2 separate regions of the Homo sapiens genome follow, and region 2 is linked to region 1. The links are chromatin loops, found by intact Hi-C in ENCODE. Cell type or tissue: IMR-90. All regions are shown on one strand.

The links. A loop is a pair of places that touch in the nucleus more often than their neighbours do. Peaks named below come from ENCODE experiments on the same cell type or tissue, not always from the same donor. Only the 100,000 strongest peaks of a DNase experiment are listed, where the experiment ranks them.
Region 2: a loop joins it to region 1, with 4 times the contacts of the local background. A loop is called at or near these places in 2 of 110 quality-filtered maps.

Annotation. Positions count from the first base shown.
Region 1 is chr2:150,462,415-150,470,414 of GRCh38, forward strand. It overlaps RND3 (Rho family GTPase 3), which reads right to left. Exons shown (of 6, transcript NM_005168.5): 6 at 5,781-7,824. The coding sequence ends at 7,573. Among named protein-coding and RNA genes, the nearest start is that of RND3, 21 kb to the right of the region's middle. In IMR-90, no CTCF peak of the experiment used is centred here; DNase peaks (open chromatin) are centred at 3,817 and 4,647; H3K27ac peaks cover 995 bases.
Region 2 is chr2:149,741,127-149,749,126 of GRCh38, forward strand. MMADHC-DT (MMADHC divergent transcript) reads left to right here. Exons shown (of 3, transcript NR_110240.1): 2 at 2,592-2,633. LOC105373680 (a long non-coding RNA gene) reads right to left here. Exons shown (of 2, transcript XR_923464.3): 2 at 4,522-4,677. Among named protein-coding and RNA genes, the nearest start is that of LINC01931, 110 kb to the right of the region's middle. In IMR-90, a CTCF peak has its summit at 3,208; DNase peaks (open chromatin) are centred at 645, 3,115 and 3,905; H3K4me3 peaks cover 155 bases; H3K27ac peaks cover 3,678 bases.

The DNA.
Region 1 (8,000 bases):
GGCAGCACTTAAGGGAATAACACATACAAAAACTAGAACCATCTAGGGTCTACTGTTTAAAAACTTACGACTTATGGCCAGGTGTAATGGCTCACACCTGTAATCCCAATACTTTGGGAGGCCCAGGCAGGCAGATAACAACGTCAAGAGATCAAGACCATCCTAGCCAACATAGTGAAACCCCATCTCTACTAAAAATACAAAAAATTAGCTGGGCATGGTGGCGGGCACCTGTAGTCCCAGCTATTTGGGAGGCTGAGGCAGGAGGATCACTTGAACCCGGGAGGCGGAGGTTGCAGTGAGCTGAGATTGCGCCACTGCACTCCAGCTTGGCAATAGAGTGAGACTCCATCAAAACAAACAAACAAGCAAACAAAAACAAAACAACAACAAAAAAACTTATCATTTACTGTTCTGCCTGTGTCTTTCCCAAACTGACATAATTCCTCTGCCTTTCCTCAATCTGTTTTGTCTCATTAGGGAACTGGAAATGCAACCCAATTTTTCTCTCGAGTGATGTCAAGAGATGGCAAGGAAGGTGTTGCAACATTCTAGCCAGAAAGCTATTTTCTTCCCACTTTGGAAGGGCCTCAGAGAATGACAGAAGTGGCCATGATATGAAAGGAACAACTGACAGATTTTGATTTCTCTTGGCTGACAGCTTCATTTTAGGACTTTGTTTGTCAACGACATCCAGACCTATGCAGCTGGAAGACTGACTTCAACAAATCTAAATGTCTCTTTAAGAGTCTAAGCAACCTATTCCTTTTTTTCCAGGTACCCATTTATCTATAATTAAGTCAGCATTAAAGGGATTTCCCACCAACTTCTATCTAAAGCTGCAAAAAGGATGACTAGCTACTGCCTGAAGTGGGTTTAACAGATCCTGGGGTGAGCACTAGGAAAGCCTTCCATAGAAAAATGGCTGGGTATGAAACATGAAGAAAGATGTCATTCACATTGTCCCTCATTACTGAATTGATTATTTTGATTTGAATTTCTGAATTCTGTTCCTTTGGACAGCTCTGTTCCTTAGGATTCTGTTCCTTAGAATAGCAGGTGTTACTGCTATTATGCTCTTGAGGTTAATTGGTCCTATCATATAGATACATACATATGTGTGTGTGTGTGTGTGTATCTCCTTCCTTCCTCACCAATACACGCTCACACTATAGGCTTGATGTCTTTATTGAGAAAACATGTTACTCCTTTTATTACTGATTGTGAAAAGTAATACCCGCCTGCTTCTGCACATGGCATTAGGAGAACACCTGAACCTTCTCCCTTTGAATCCCAGGCAGAATGCGAGCTTGCATTTGGAGGATAAAGAAACACATTTTTTTCATCAGCAGAATTGGACTATTAATTATCCTCCATAGAATTACAGAGGGAAAAAAATCAACTAAGTGCAATCTGATCTCATCTTATTTGTTCTTTAATCCTTCTAAGAATCAGTCTTTGATATTTAGGACATGAGCAGAGAAGAGCAACAACAATAATGACGGAGGAGAGGACTGTCTATTTATACTCCCCCAACATTTCTTATCACTCTGAATTGTGATTTTATTTGTATTTGTCTTTCTCACCCTAGACAGGCATCTATAGAACAAGGACAGGGTCTAATTCATCTCTCTGTATGCCCAGCACAGAACACAGCATCTGAGACATAGAAAATACTCAGAGAGTATTTGTTGACTAAGTAAATGACTGGGTCTGCAAAAGCAAAAGGCATCACCCAAACAACTATTTCCATTGTATTATTTTCTACTCTCAGAAAAACTCCACTGCACTTGCCAGCAGTACCATATCTGGATTTGGAGGAAACCACACATTCTAATCCCATCAAATGGCAAATACACATTTGATTGGGCCTCTGCAAGCAATAGCCTCCTCGTTGGCCAGGGTCAGGGAGAACAGAGATTGAGAATCTGAAGGCCTGTTTTTAGTCTCTGCCATTAGCTTAGCCACCCTGGGCAAGTCCCTGAATGTAACTAAACTTCCATATTCTTCTTTGTAAAATAGAGAAGTTTGACACAGAAATATTTGATCTGGGTACTATAGGTTCATGAATGAATATCAAGGGAAGTCTGTGAACTTCCTGAAATTGTGTGTAAAATGTTATGGCTATCTGAGTCATATGTATTTTTGCATTTTTAAGGAACAAAGGGTTTATAGCTGTCATTAAGTTTTTTAAAGGAAACCAACTTTTAAAAACAAGAGGTTAAGAAACTCCTGAATAGTTAATTTTGATATCTCTTTTTTCTATAAAATGTCTACACTTCTAAGAAAACATCTAAAACTGCTTTAGCCCACAATATATATTTTTTCCTCTGATTGTCCATTCTCCCCATGATCAGTCACCACCTCAATATACTTGAAACATTTATGCAAGGCCAGGGTAAACGTCATCTACCTTAGCTGAATCTGGAGCTAGGTCTTTGACTTCTCCAAATTCCACACAGTAATTATCACAGTCATGCCCATAGTAAATATTGGATGAAAACTTTCACAGATTTATTTTATCCCAGAACACTGACTCTTTTTCCCTCCAATATTCTATGCCTTGCAGGACCAGGACCATAATTATCATCTATCTCAAAGGTGCTCAGGAGGCAGATATTAGAGGGAATATTTACTATGAATGTTCTCATAAAAGGCCAACAGGATGAGGTGATTGTCCAGGAGCTTTGAGGGCACTAAGTGAAAAGAGAGTGATTTCTGATCTACTCAGGTGCGGCAGGGAGGCCATGTGTGAAGGGAGTGCCCAGGGTCTGTGGTAGCAGCTCCATGAGTAAAAACCATTGCCTCATCATCTAAAGAAGCCAAAAGCAAGGGGTGAAGGAAGAAAATAGTTTTGTTAGTGTACCTGTATTAGTTTCCTATTGTTCCTGTAACAAATTATCACAAATGTAGTGGATTAAAACAATATAAATTAATAATCTTACAGTTCTTGAGGTCAGAAATCTAAAGTAGGTCCACAGGGCTGCAACTCTTCTGGAGGCCCTGGGGGAGAATTCCTTTCCTTGACCGTTCCAGCTTCCAGAGGCCAACTGTATCCTTTGGCTCATGGCCCCCTTTTTCTGTCTTCAAAGACAGCAGCATAAGCCAGGCATGGTGGCTCATACCTGTAATCCCAGCACTTTGAGAGGTGGAGACCAGGAGTTTGAGACTAGCCTGGATAACATAGCAAGACTCCATCTCCACCAAAAAAAAAAAAAAAAAAAATTAAAAATTAGCCAGGTATGGTAACATAGACCTGTAGTCTCAGCTGTTCAGAAGGCTGAGGCAGGAGGGTCACTTGAGCTCAGGAGTTCAAGGCTGCAGTGAGCTATGATCATATTACTGCACTCCAGCCTGAGTGACAGAGAGTGAGACTCTGCCAAAAAAAAAAAAATCCAGCAGCATAGCATCTTCAAATCTCTCTCCATCCTTCTGCCTGACCCTCTGTCATCTCTGTCATCACATTGCCACTGTCTGACTCTGATTCCTCCTACATAATTGTTATAAAGGTCTGTGACTACATGGGCCCTCTCTGGATAATCCAGAATAATCTTTCCATCACAAGATCTTTAATTTGATCACAACTGCAAAGTCCTTTTTGCTATACAAGGAAACATTCACAGTTTCTGGGATTAGGAGGTGGACATGCTTGGGGAGTCATTATGCAGCCCACCACAATACTTTATGTTGCTTGAGTCTATTTATTTATATGCTGTAGTTTTGTAGAAAGAGTCATATTCATGGAGATTATGTTCAGGAAAGGAGAAAACAGAAAGGGAATTTATGTAGCCAAGTATATGAACAAGTGGTAAGAGGCAAGAACTATGTTCCCAGAGCTGAGAGGAACCTAAAGTTGTAAATAAGTTACCAACTGCCTCTGGGAGACATAAAGAACGAAGGGAGCGTCCTCTCACTAGCAATTGATCATCTTCCGTATGTGGTGTAACATATGCGGCTATTGCATTAATGTGCCTGGCTATGTATTGGAATATTTAGTGCCTACTCACTTTCTTTGATTCAGTTTATGTCAATGGAAATGACAACCAGTTCTGGTGTACTATAGTTTGGTAGTGACTGTCTCCCACTACTACATTATAAATTCCCCATGTGAGAGACTGTATTTAATTCATGATTATGAGCCAAACTCAGAAAAGTGACAGGCATGTAGTAGGCACTCAATAAATATTTGGTGAATAGAAAAATGATAAAAATAAAAACTTTGAGGTTAAAACAGAATGCTGGTGTCAAAATAACCCAGTAGAAAAAGGATAAGCAGCTTTAAGAGTTTCAGGAGAGTTAGAAGATGAGGTCATTTAAAAAAATTCTTTCTAATAAAAATAACTCCCTGAGTTATTTCTAAGTTTGTACTCAAGACAGACTCCCTGCAAGACTAGAATCTTCTAAGAAACTATTCCTGTAAAAGATTAAAATGAGAGAGACACAGTGTAAGTCTTACTCAGAGTTTGAAAACCACCTTTTAGTATTTAAAAAGGCATTAACCATGATCATTAATCAATAGAAAGGAATGTTCACAGAATGCTTAGAAGAAATGTTTGCTAAGGCAAGAAGTCAGAGAAAACGAAGGCATCCATGCCCAAGGCTGAAGACAAACGTTTTTCTTTTGCTTCAACAAATTAAAGCTGCTAGGAAAGAACAATTGACCAGAGAGGAACATTACTGTACAGCATATAAAATACTGCCAAGGTCAGCAAAACCTCAGCTTTTTATTTATTTTTTTATTTTTCTGTGCCAGTGATTGTTGAGAAATGAGTTTCTTGCAAGCCTGACTTAGACATTATGCTCCGAAGTTACTCAACACGAAGGATTTGGAAAGTACTTTTATTTCCTTTACTATTTGATGACGAGAATGAGTTACAGACATTTTCAGTAAATCTCTGTGCTTAAAATTGTTTATAAGGCCATTTCATAATGTCAGTGTGCTTTAATTTGTTCACTCATGCTGGATTCTCTGCTTCCCCCTTTGCTTTGGGCTTCTGAGAATTATTTCCAAGCAAATAACTATACCTCCAAGATTCCCAAAGCCACTCAGAAAAAAAGAAGCCACAAGGATGCATTTTTTTATATGAAGTGACTTAGCTGTGTAAAAAGAAGCACTGTTTTAAAATCCCACAGAGTATCTTTGGACACTTATGTAAAACTTATATGTAAGTATTTTAGCTGAAGACTGAGAATCAACTGGATTTATGGGGAGATAGTCCTCTCTTTTAAGCTGTTCCATGCTTACTGTACATCTCCCAGATCAGTGGGGTAACTTGTATTATGTTGTGCTGTGTTATTTATCCTTCCACGAATTGCTGCAAAAGCTGTGTTCTGGGTCATCCCCACAACTGCTGTGAACAAGGGCATGCCTTGCGAGGTGGCATGGGTTAAGGACCAAGGCTTAGGACCCCACAGGGCAGAGAGGCAAACTAGGCTTATATTAGTATTAAACCTGTGACTTGAGACTGCATCATATTGCTTCATTCTTAAAGACTTGAAGGATTTCCATCTTTTCTACAAGTTAATCTTAGGCAGTATCATAGCTCTTTTTTGTATATGATCAAATCACTTAATCTAATTATGCCCCATTTTTTTCTTGTGATTTGAAAGCATCATGAAAACTTTTATATATGCAGGTTTATCTGTTACTACTATGAAGAATCAAAAAATTCCAAAGCCTTCTAGTTCAGAAAACGTTAGGCCAGATTCTGTAATCACCTATGTTAAAGAACAAAGCTAAACAGCTAAATCAGGAAGTAGATAATAAAAGACAGATCACATTTAGACAAAGACATGGTTACTTTTTTATTTGAAGAAAAAAAAAGTATGTTTTAATAAATACTGCGGAAACATTGACCAAACAAACATACACAGTGACTTCAACAGTTTAAAAAATGCAACAAAAGTTCTGCTTTATAACAGTTATAACTTATTTTCTTTTTACAATATTTAAATACAGAAAGCACTCGCCAGCTATTTTGTAATACTGCCCAAAGCATAATGCTGCATCAATCAAAGCATATTATGTTGGTAAAATGTCTGTATTTTATGGGAAATGACTGGAATCGAATTTTCTTGCAGAGACAAGACAAAGTGCTTGTAAGACATAGAACTGAGTGTTGTAATTACCTTAATCTCTCCTGCCACGATTTAAGGGGAGCACAGCTTCAACACTTCAAAAACGAAGCACTATCATGGGAAAGAAAGCTCGTTTTCAACAAGCGCCAACAATAAACAGGTCAGATCTGGTTTCTTCTCTGAAAGAATCTCTAAAAGGAACTGGTCAAAAATATCTGTAAACTATTTTAAATGCTTATTATTTTACGTAACAACAGAGACCAAGTGCTGAACACAGACCTTGGCTGCATCTGTTCAGTGAGGTTTTAGCAATGACACTCTAGAAATGCCCTAGTGTTATGTCAGGACTGAAAGTTTATCATATAATCTTCCACTAGGGATTCTCTAAAGCTTGGGTAAGTGGCATCTTCTCTCATCAATGTTCATTTAATGAAAAGTGAAATAAACCAACAGATTATCAGATGCTGTCAGTTTTGGAGCTTCAACCCAAAATAATAGTCCTTTTGCTTTGTATTTTTGGTAACTTAATTCCAGACAGCTTTACTCACAAACTGTGCTTTCTGCTACTATTCTTTCCTTCACTCATTACCTTTTCTGGTGAAAACAGTAACTACCTTTTTTCTCTCCTTGGATCATTCTATGACATCAAACCAAGACACCTTTTATTTGACTTTGCATTTTTATCAACGATGGCAAAAAATCACACAACTTCTAAACAGCGCACAAAAATATTACATTGAGCAATTTACCACTTTTTAATGACAATCACAATGAAGAACAGAACCATCAGACTGAATAAAAATCGACATTTTTTTTCCTATTTGATCTATGCGATCTTTGTAGTGCTGGTCTACAAATCTTGCAAGATTGCAAAGGCTTTCCTTAGAACCATCCTACTCAGCTATCTTCAGGAAGGCAAGATTTCAAAGCCTCATAAAGTTTGCCTCTGGATATATCCCATGGGTCCTGATACAATTTCCTTTTTAATGATGAGCTAGAAAGAAATTAGATCACATCCTCTAGAAAACTAAATGCTAAGGTCACAGTGCCAGTTCCCCCTTGAGGACGGTATATTAACGTATACTTTTTGTAAAGGAGATTAAAACATTTAAAAATTAAATCAAAGTGGAGATCCATGAATAGATTATAACAAAAAAAAAAAACCCAAAAATGCAAGCACCATTCAGAGTGTGATTTTTCTTCTTGGAGGTACTCGCATCCCCCCTCATCTTCCTCTAGCTCATTTGTATCTCTCATTTTTTGGCATATTTTTCAAGTCACACTTAAAAACTCTTCCATGTATTCACTTCTCATCACTTGGTCTACATGCCGAACCTAAGGTCAGGATTCCAAAAAGATGAGTATCCTCTCAAACGCCTCCTAAGCCTCTGGTATACATGACTTTGGCTGTGCACTTCATTTAGACTTCACCTTTTTGTTTGCTGTTGTTTTTTACACTAGATTCCTTTGTCTTCATTAAAGATAATGAAAGATTCACATCACAGTGCAGCTCTTCGCTTTGTCCTTTCGTAAGTCCGTAGCAACTGCCGAGAGTTCTGGTCTGCTAGGCATGTGTGAAATCCGCTTTGTGGCTCTCTGTGATTTGTTCCGCTTAACGTTTTTATTTGTCTTATTTACACATGCCAAGGTGGCAACGTGAAAAATGTCTCTGACGCTATTTTCCGACTGTAAAGCTGAGCATTCGATATAAGTAGCTGCTCCAATCTGTTTGGCCATATTTGCCCCCTGAGAAGCAAAAGAAGGGATTTTAACCAGCAATAAGACTTTGGGGGAAAGTTAGCTAGCATCTTCTAATACCACAAAATAATAACACATTGCAAAACGTTTGCTGATATGTTAACTGAATTTTCCAAGTGTCATTGCAAAAAAAAAAAGTTGTTAAAATGTAAACTGCCTTATTT
Region 2 (8,000 bases), 720 kb before region 1:
CACTTCCCAGGCTCCAGCAATCCTCCCACCTCAGTCTCCTGAGTAGCTGGCATTACAGGCACACGCCACCATACTCAGCTACTTAAACATTTTTGTTTTTTGTTTTTTTTTGTAAAGATGAGGTCGTACTATGTTGCCAAGCTGGTCTTGAACTCCTGGGCTCAAGTGATCTTTCTGCCTCAGCTTCCCAAAGGTGTTGGGATTATAGGCATGAGCCACCGTGCCCAGCATTCTCCTCCATTTTATGTAAAGTGCTTCAGTCTTATTGTCTCATCTATCCAAGCACACATATGTAACTCTGCTCAAAGTAGACTTCTAATTCACATTGACTGAATGTAAAAACGGAAGATTAATTGTGATAGACCTGGAAGTTACTATCCTATCTTGATTTGCAAAGATTCCTCGTATTTTTATAAATATTGCCTAGCAACTTTGTCTTATACTGGCCCTGTCCATCACTTCTTCTAATTCTCTAGTCATCACCTTACTTAAAAATGCTGCTAAACACATTCAACTTCAAAGCTATATCATGGGCCTTTGATTTTAGTTCCTATTGCTGAAGTCTGGCCTTTCCCGGGTGTGCAAGTCACAGCTGGTAATGATGGGGACCAGATGATGCCCTAGCAGCACATTAAAGGTTTTTACCAGGATGTGGTTTGATGGTTTTGCTTGGGTATTTTGTTGTTGTTATTCTTTCCTTTGGAATGTGAGTTGTGGCCAAGAATTAATTCCCTGATTGCATTTTTGCTCTCCTTACACATTTGGAGAGTTGGAAAGTATACAGAAACATAAGGAACATCCTTGTAAACCACTTCTCAAGCTAACTAATAGGCTCTTATAGGGTGACTTTTAACTGTGACCTTTTGTTTATTCAATAAATATGCTTCTATTATGTCCAAAATGCCACACTGTGCCACACTGACATCTTGGCCTTATGATTTTTACCAAAGCATCATTATTCTAGACTTTTAGAACCACTTAAATGCCTGTAGACATAATTCATTGAATATCACAAAAAAGATGTTCACCTTTACAGTGTGTGTTCACATCATAATGTGATGGGGCGTGCATGCTCTTATGATGGTTGAGATGCACTGTAAACAATATATAGGGTATTACTATTTAAAATGTTTACTGTATTTTTTTCATAACATTGTCATGTGTCCATTGTAGAGAATTAGAACAATATAAAAAAGGACAAGAAAGAAATTAAAAATCATCTATAATCTTACCACCTTAAGGTAACCATGTATATCTCACTCTTTATTTTATGGTTGGGGAAAAACATAGGATTAGTTAAATTGATACTCCAACCATTAGTGTCAGCATCATAACTAGACAATCTGCCTGTTAGTACCATTCACCAGACTCAGAACCTAGTGATGATTTTATATTGAGCAATTCTAAATGTTAGAGCTATCCAATCCAAGATGATTTTTTCCTAAATTTATACTCTCTTTCTCTTTATTATCTTAATCCATTTCGCTGCTATCACAAAATACCTGAGACTAGGGCATTTACAAAGAATGGAAATTTATTTTCAACAGTTTTGGAGGTTGGGAAGTCCAAGATAAAGATGCTGTCAGGTTTGGTGTCTGGCAAGGACCCCATTCCCTGCTTCCAAGACGGTGCCTTATTGCTGCATCCACTGGAGGTGATAAAGGTTGTGCCCTCATATGATGAAAGGACAAATGGCAAAAGGGCCTAAGCTGGTTCTTCCCAGCCCTTTTAAAAAGCGCTAATTCAATTATGAGGGCAGAGTCCTCCCAACTTAATCACTTCCCAAAAGGTGCCACCACTTAATACCACCACAGTGGGAACTGAGTTTCAACACGAATTTTGAAGGGAACCCATTCAAACCACAGCAGTTATTTTACCAGGCTGAGGACTTAGAACTATTTATCTGTCCCAAATGTACATCTCTAACCCTGGCCACTCCTTAAAATCTTAACTCCTATCGTCAACTGTCATATGGACAAATCCATTTAGATGTCTAAGAGGCATCTCAAACTTAACAAGGCCAAAGCTGAAACCCTGATGTTCCTCTCTCTAGACAATTTTTTTTCCAGGCGGTTTTTCACATCTTAATAAGGAGCATAACATCCACCCAGGTGCTCAGGTCAAAATCTTCACCTCATTTAGCGTTTATGAATCTGGAGAAAGACCTGGGGTAATGCCAGATTTCTCTGGGCAAAGCCATTATTCAAGAATGTAATTTATAGAGGTCAGTTCTTCCCCTGCTAGAAGCAAATGGAATCCTGTCAACCCCCATGCCGGGGGTAGGCATGACTTTGGCAGAACAAATGTTTTTCATATTGAAAAAAAATACCCTTATGGATGACCCAGTCATATGTAGCAGACTTCAACAACTGCTGTTTTTGGCAGCAAAAATCAACCCCAAGGGCTGAAATTTTCAAGCAGTGGCCTTCTGAGTAGCTGCCAATAAAGAGTATTCAGCAGGTTGACTGAAAAACAGAATTTCCAGCGAGCCAAGAAACTAGGAGAACCTGGGTCAGAAGAGATCACAACCCAGAACAGGAGGTTGTCTTTTAGGGGTGATATGTTAATCTACTTCCTCTCTTCTCCCACAGGGAACCTGATGGAATAAACTGCTGTGAGAGGGAGTATTGAAAGTAAGTGAAAAAAAGAAGGGATGGTGGAAAATTCTTCATGGATTCATTGTTATTGGGGAGGGGCACTTTGTATTTATGCAGATAGCCCCACATGTTGTAGGACATTTAACATCTCTGGTTGGGAATGCCAGAAGAGCCCACCAGTCACTGTGATAACCACAAAAGAGTTTAAGGAAAGGATGTGTGTGTGTGTGTGTGTGTGTGTGTAATAGAGAGGAGAAAGCTCTTTTACCTCCTGGGGTGGTTAGAGTTAGGGAGACATGGTGACACACTGGATCAAGGGCAGCCCATTTCAGGATCCTCGAGGATTCCTCAGACAGGGCAGAACGCCTATTGCCAGGGTCCTGCGGGAGAATTCTTCCATCCTGAACTGAACTGACAAGGAATTCTGGGAATTGTTTTGCCATATGCATCCAAATTCCTGTTGGAGTAGGATTCTATTACACACCCTTAAATAACCAGAGTGTATGACACACTGGAGCATCTGTGATGTCATTTTCTCTGTGATACATTCTAGGGGCCTGAGTAATACTAATTAAAAAACATATGTTCCGTCTCCCTGCCGCTTGGGGCCAGGACTAGCTCTGGTGATCATCACATGCATATAGGAAGAAGGGTACAAAAAATAATCTCAGATGATTTAGACTCATCTGCCATGAATATCAATTTCATAAATTTTATAAGTACGCTAACATACAGCATGCCCTTGGGCTATTTATTTCACTTCTCTTAACCTCAGTTTTCCTATCTGTAAAAGGATAATGATACTTACTTTACAATGTTATAAGAAAGAATGGATAAAATAATTATGTGAAGTATCTGATCCACATTTCATGGCTAAATGCTTGTTAATTCCCCATCTAGCCAGACAGCCTAGATAATTAATTACCTGAAGTAAGGAAAATACTTTTGACTAAATTACGTTATATAGTTTTATAAAAGTCTGTCTTTTTAAGGTACTTTCCAACCTTCCTCTTGTCCATCTCATGCTTCTGCACAGCCAGCACTAGACAACTTACAAGAATGCATCTACACATTACCCTGAAGTTTAAACTGAAATATTAAACCTATGAGGATGTCAGCAGGAAAATGGGTTCTGTAATTTTTCTAGAGCCAAAGAGAGGGTATGATATACCATTCAATCTGGGCATCGAGTGACAGTTGTCTCGTAACAAATTGGTGGAAACAAGAAGGGAAAAATAATCAGCTTGGAACTGATGTATGCTGCAGGCAGCACCGGCATTTATACTACTCATGGCATGACTAAGCATTTGTTTGCTGTCATGTAACATAACCTTGAAGCCAAATACTTTTAAATATCTGCAAAAAACTCAAATAATTGGAGAGATTCCTTAAGAGGCATTCAGAAGTTACAGAAGTCAGGGATGTCAGTAACGATATAAACATTAAGATGATAAAAACGAAGCTGGGATATGTGTAGTCAGACATCAAAATGGAACAGGCTGTTAATGGTGCTTCCTTTTGCTGTTGTTCATTCTTTAAGACATCCTTTCTTATTCAGACAGCTTCATCTTTTTTCCCCAACCTCCATCTTTTCTGTTTCTTTCAAATTTCTCTGTAATACAGTCCTTATACTTTCCCCTCCCCAAAATGTCCCTTGAACACCATGAATATTCCAGTTGTCTTTTATCACAGGATGGATACATAAAGCTGTCTTTATGTGTTTATATACAGCATGAACCTAAGCAAAACAATTACAAGAATTGCTGAAGCAAAAAAAAAAAAATGTGTTAAAGTCCCAATGTTCTCGTTTACTAATTAACCCAGATAAAGGCATACTTTCCAAAACTGCTTTCATTTCACGTAAGAGTGCCAAAATTAATGAACTATTCAAGCTCAGCTGGAGTCTCAAAAATATGGTACCTAGTTCTTACAGGAAATACTTTTATTTTTTCAATAAAAATGGAAAAACTGGGAAATGAGCCAGTGGCTTCTCCTTCTCTTCCAATATCTTCTGTCTTGACCCTGAGGTTAAATATACTCATCACAGACACGGGCACAGACATATGTGACCTCACAGGGGCTGAAAAAGAAATCAGAAACAGCAAGAGAGGCAAAAATAAAAAAAAAAAAGAAATAAACAGCGGGTCATTTCTGACACGTGTGTCATATTTGAGCAAAGTAATAATAGCTTAGCATTAATTGGGTGCTTACTGTTTATGTGTGTGCCCCCCATGATACGTGCTTTACAGGCGTTATTTATCTGTTCCTCACACAGCTCTAAATGGTAGCTAATGACGACCACAGCAATCATTCAAGTAACATTTATTATGTGTTAAGTACAGTTCTAAGCACTTTGTAAACGTTAACCCATTTAATCTTTGTAAAAATTGTGTGAGATAAGTACTACCAGTATTCCTATTTCACATGGGAGAAAATTGAAGCACAGAGAATTTTAGTAATTTGCTCAACATCACAGTTAATAAGTTAGAGGACCTATGATTTCAACCCCGGGGCTGGTACCAAATAGTAGTAACCACCACTAAAGCTATAGGCTACTTCTCCTGGGTTGAAGGATGCTTGGCATTTTATGTGCACAGTGTTTGCAGACTTTATACCCAAAGTTTTTGTCTTCTGAGTAGCCAACATTAGGACTGCTGAAGACAGAAGGGAGACCAAGGTGATCCCAACTAGGGAGGGAGTAGGGGTTAGAGTGTGGAGATGGGCGAGAATGTGCCCTGTGAAGGCACAGAACAGGGAAGATGAGAGAAAACCAGGAAACATGCCTGAGTGAGGACCCACTCCTACCGATTTTAGTGAGAGATGCACTTCGTGACCTGACAATGTCTCTAGCTTTGGACCTGCAGGGATTCATTCCCAGTCCCTCGGTGGCAGCAACCATGTCCAAATAGCTATCATCTTTTATGAAGACTACATTTCTATCTGCCATTTTGTCCTTCTATTATCCTGTCCCCCACCTAACAGCCAACAGGGAGCTTTTAAAAGTGTAAATTGGGTTATGAGGCCCATGGCTGGAAATCATCCAAATCCTTCCTTCTCTCTTGGAATAAAATGCAGACTCCTCACCCTGGTGTTCGGGGCCCTAGGTGACCTGCCTTTGCCTAACTAGGTGGAAAACTTTAGTCTCAAAAAGAACATTCTGTATGGGATATACATTACTTGGCTAAAAACATTTTCCTTAATATAATATTTTGTGCTATCAAACATGATTGGGAAATTTACATTTATAGGCTTAATAGTTTTCAAACATATCATTTGTCTTCAGCAAAAATACAGAACATCAGAAACCGGGTTCTACAAAGAAACCATAAGTGAAATTCATAGGAGAGAGTTGGTTTTCAACACCTACCACATTTTAAAAGCTCTGACGCTAGATAAACACAACAGCATGAATCAAATATAAACATTCCTCTGCCCCTTTGCCTTTCTTCTATTTTGCTGCTCCTTCCCTAAATATCAGAAGCCAGTCAGCAAAATATATAGGAAAGAGGAGAATCTTGACTACTAAAACTTTTAAAACTAAGAGCAATATTGACTCCAAAGAATCAAAGAGTGAAGGCAAGGCCTGGAGTAGGGGAGGCATGTATACCAAATTTTGGGGATATCCACCCACAAAGTAGAACTACCTAATTGTGTAAATGCTATTTATATAAGAGTACTATCAAATATAAAGTTTTAGTATGTATGCAGCATTTTCATTTCATTGTCAAAAATATGAAGTACCTTTTAATCACTGCTAAGGTCTTGCCACCTGTTTATTTCTTGACACCACAATAGAAACATGATTTTCCTTTTTTGTCTTGTTAACATCGAGTTAGAAGTAGTTCAAACTATTTAGAAAACTAAAGAGAACCATGGAGGCCAAATCAACCAAAGGGCTGAGTCATCCACTAAAATCCTCAAATCTTTTTGAATGCTTTTGGCTAGCATCCCAATTAACAGTGTGATAACTCATTGCTTCAATTCTCTTTCTGCTACACCAAGTACTCCTAGGATTGCATCTCATAGAAGCTTCCTGTGGCCTCTCCTATAACACTTTGAATTCTCAACATTGATTTCTGCCTGAAGGGCTTCCTTGAGATATCATGCTAACCCCATCCTATACAAACACCCAGTTCACTTGAGGATGATCGATGGTCTATTCTAGTCCTGATCAAATCACTTGCCGCTTCTGTGATTATTCAGGCTCTTGGGCTGGGTGCAATCAGGCAGAGAATTATTAGAACATTGACAGATTAGTCTCATCAGTTACCTGCTGTGACCACCAGCTTTCTGTATATTAATAAGAAAAAAGGTAGCCTGCTGATTGCCATTAAATTACACGAGGATATATTTGTCTTTTGGAACTCCAAGGCATTTAAATGTGATGTAAGATCAAAATTTATTAAAGAAGGTGAAGAGATGTCCCAGCAAACATTTCCCAGGAGGTGAAAGTATAAAACTTGCATAGTGGAGAAGATAAGTACATTTTATGTTTAATCATTTTCAGTGTGAAACACAGTTTAACAAGTATTTATTGAGCACTTACTATGGGCAAAGTACTGTGTTTGGCTCTGGAAAACAAAGGGAAGTGAGGACCCCTCATCTCAAGAGTCAGTTGTTGAAATCAACATATAAGTAAACATAATCCAAGAAAGACTACAACGTGTGATACAAAAAGAGCCACAGAACTTCCAACATGAAAAAGACCACACTGTAGGGTGATAAGAAAAGTCTTCATAGAGAGGGGAGAATGTCTATGTAAGCTTTTTTTTTTTTTTTTGGAATGGAGTCTCATTTTGTTGCCCAGGCTGGAGTGCAGTGGCGCTCTTAGCTCACTGCAACCTCCGCCTCCCAGGTTCAAGCAATTCTCCTGCCTCAGCCTCTCGAGTAGCTGGGATTATGGGCATCTACCACCACGCCCAGCTAATTGTTATATTTTTAGTAGAGATGGGGTTTCACCATATTGGCCAGGCTGGTCTTGAACTCCTGACCTCAGGTGATCCGCCCGCCTTGGCCTCCCAAAGTGCTGGGATTATAGGCATGAGCCACTGTGCCTGGCTTGAGTAGCCTTTTTAAAAGATGGAAAAGAGGGAATTGCAAGTAGAAATAAGCGCAAAAACAAAGGCATAGAAGTGGGTGTGGAGATACTGAAGGTTTTCCTACTGTCCTATGGACCTGTTGCTTCTTGCTGCAAGCTTGGCAACTCTACCAGATAGCCTTTTCTGGCTATGGAGGCATGCTCAGTGGGCATACAGGGTGAGATTGTTGGCATCAGGGAGTTGATGCCCCTGAATGCAATCCCAATCAGTGACAAACAGTGGCTTCCTTGTCCCGCAGGTGGGACAGTTCTAAGGTGTGGTTTATTCCAATGTCCTGAAGACACTCAGTGGGGCTGCACCTCAG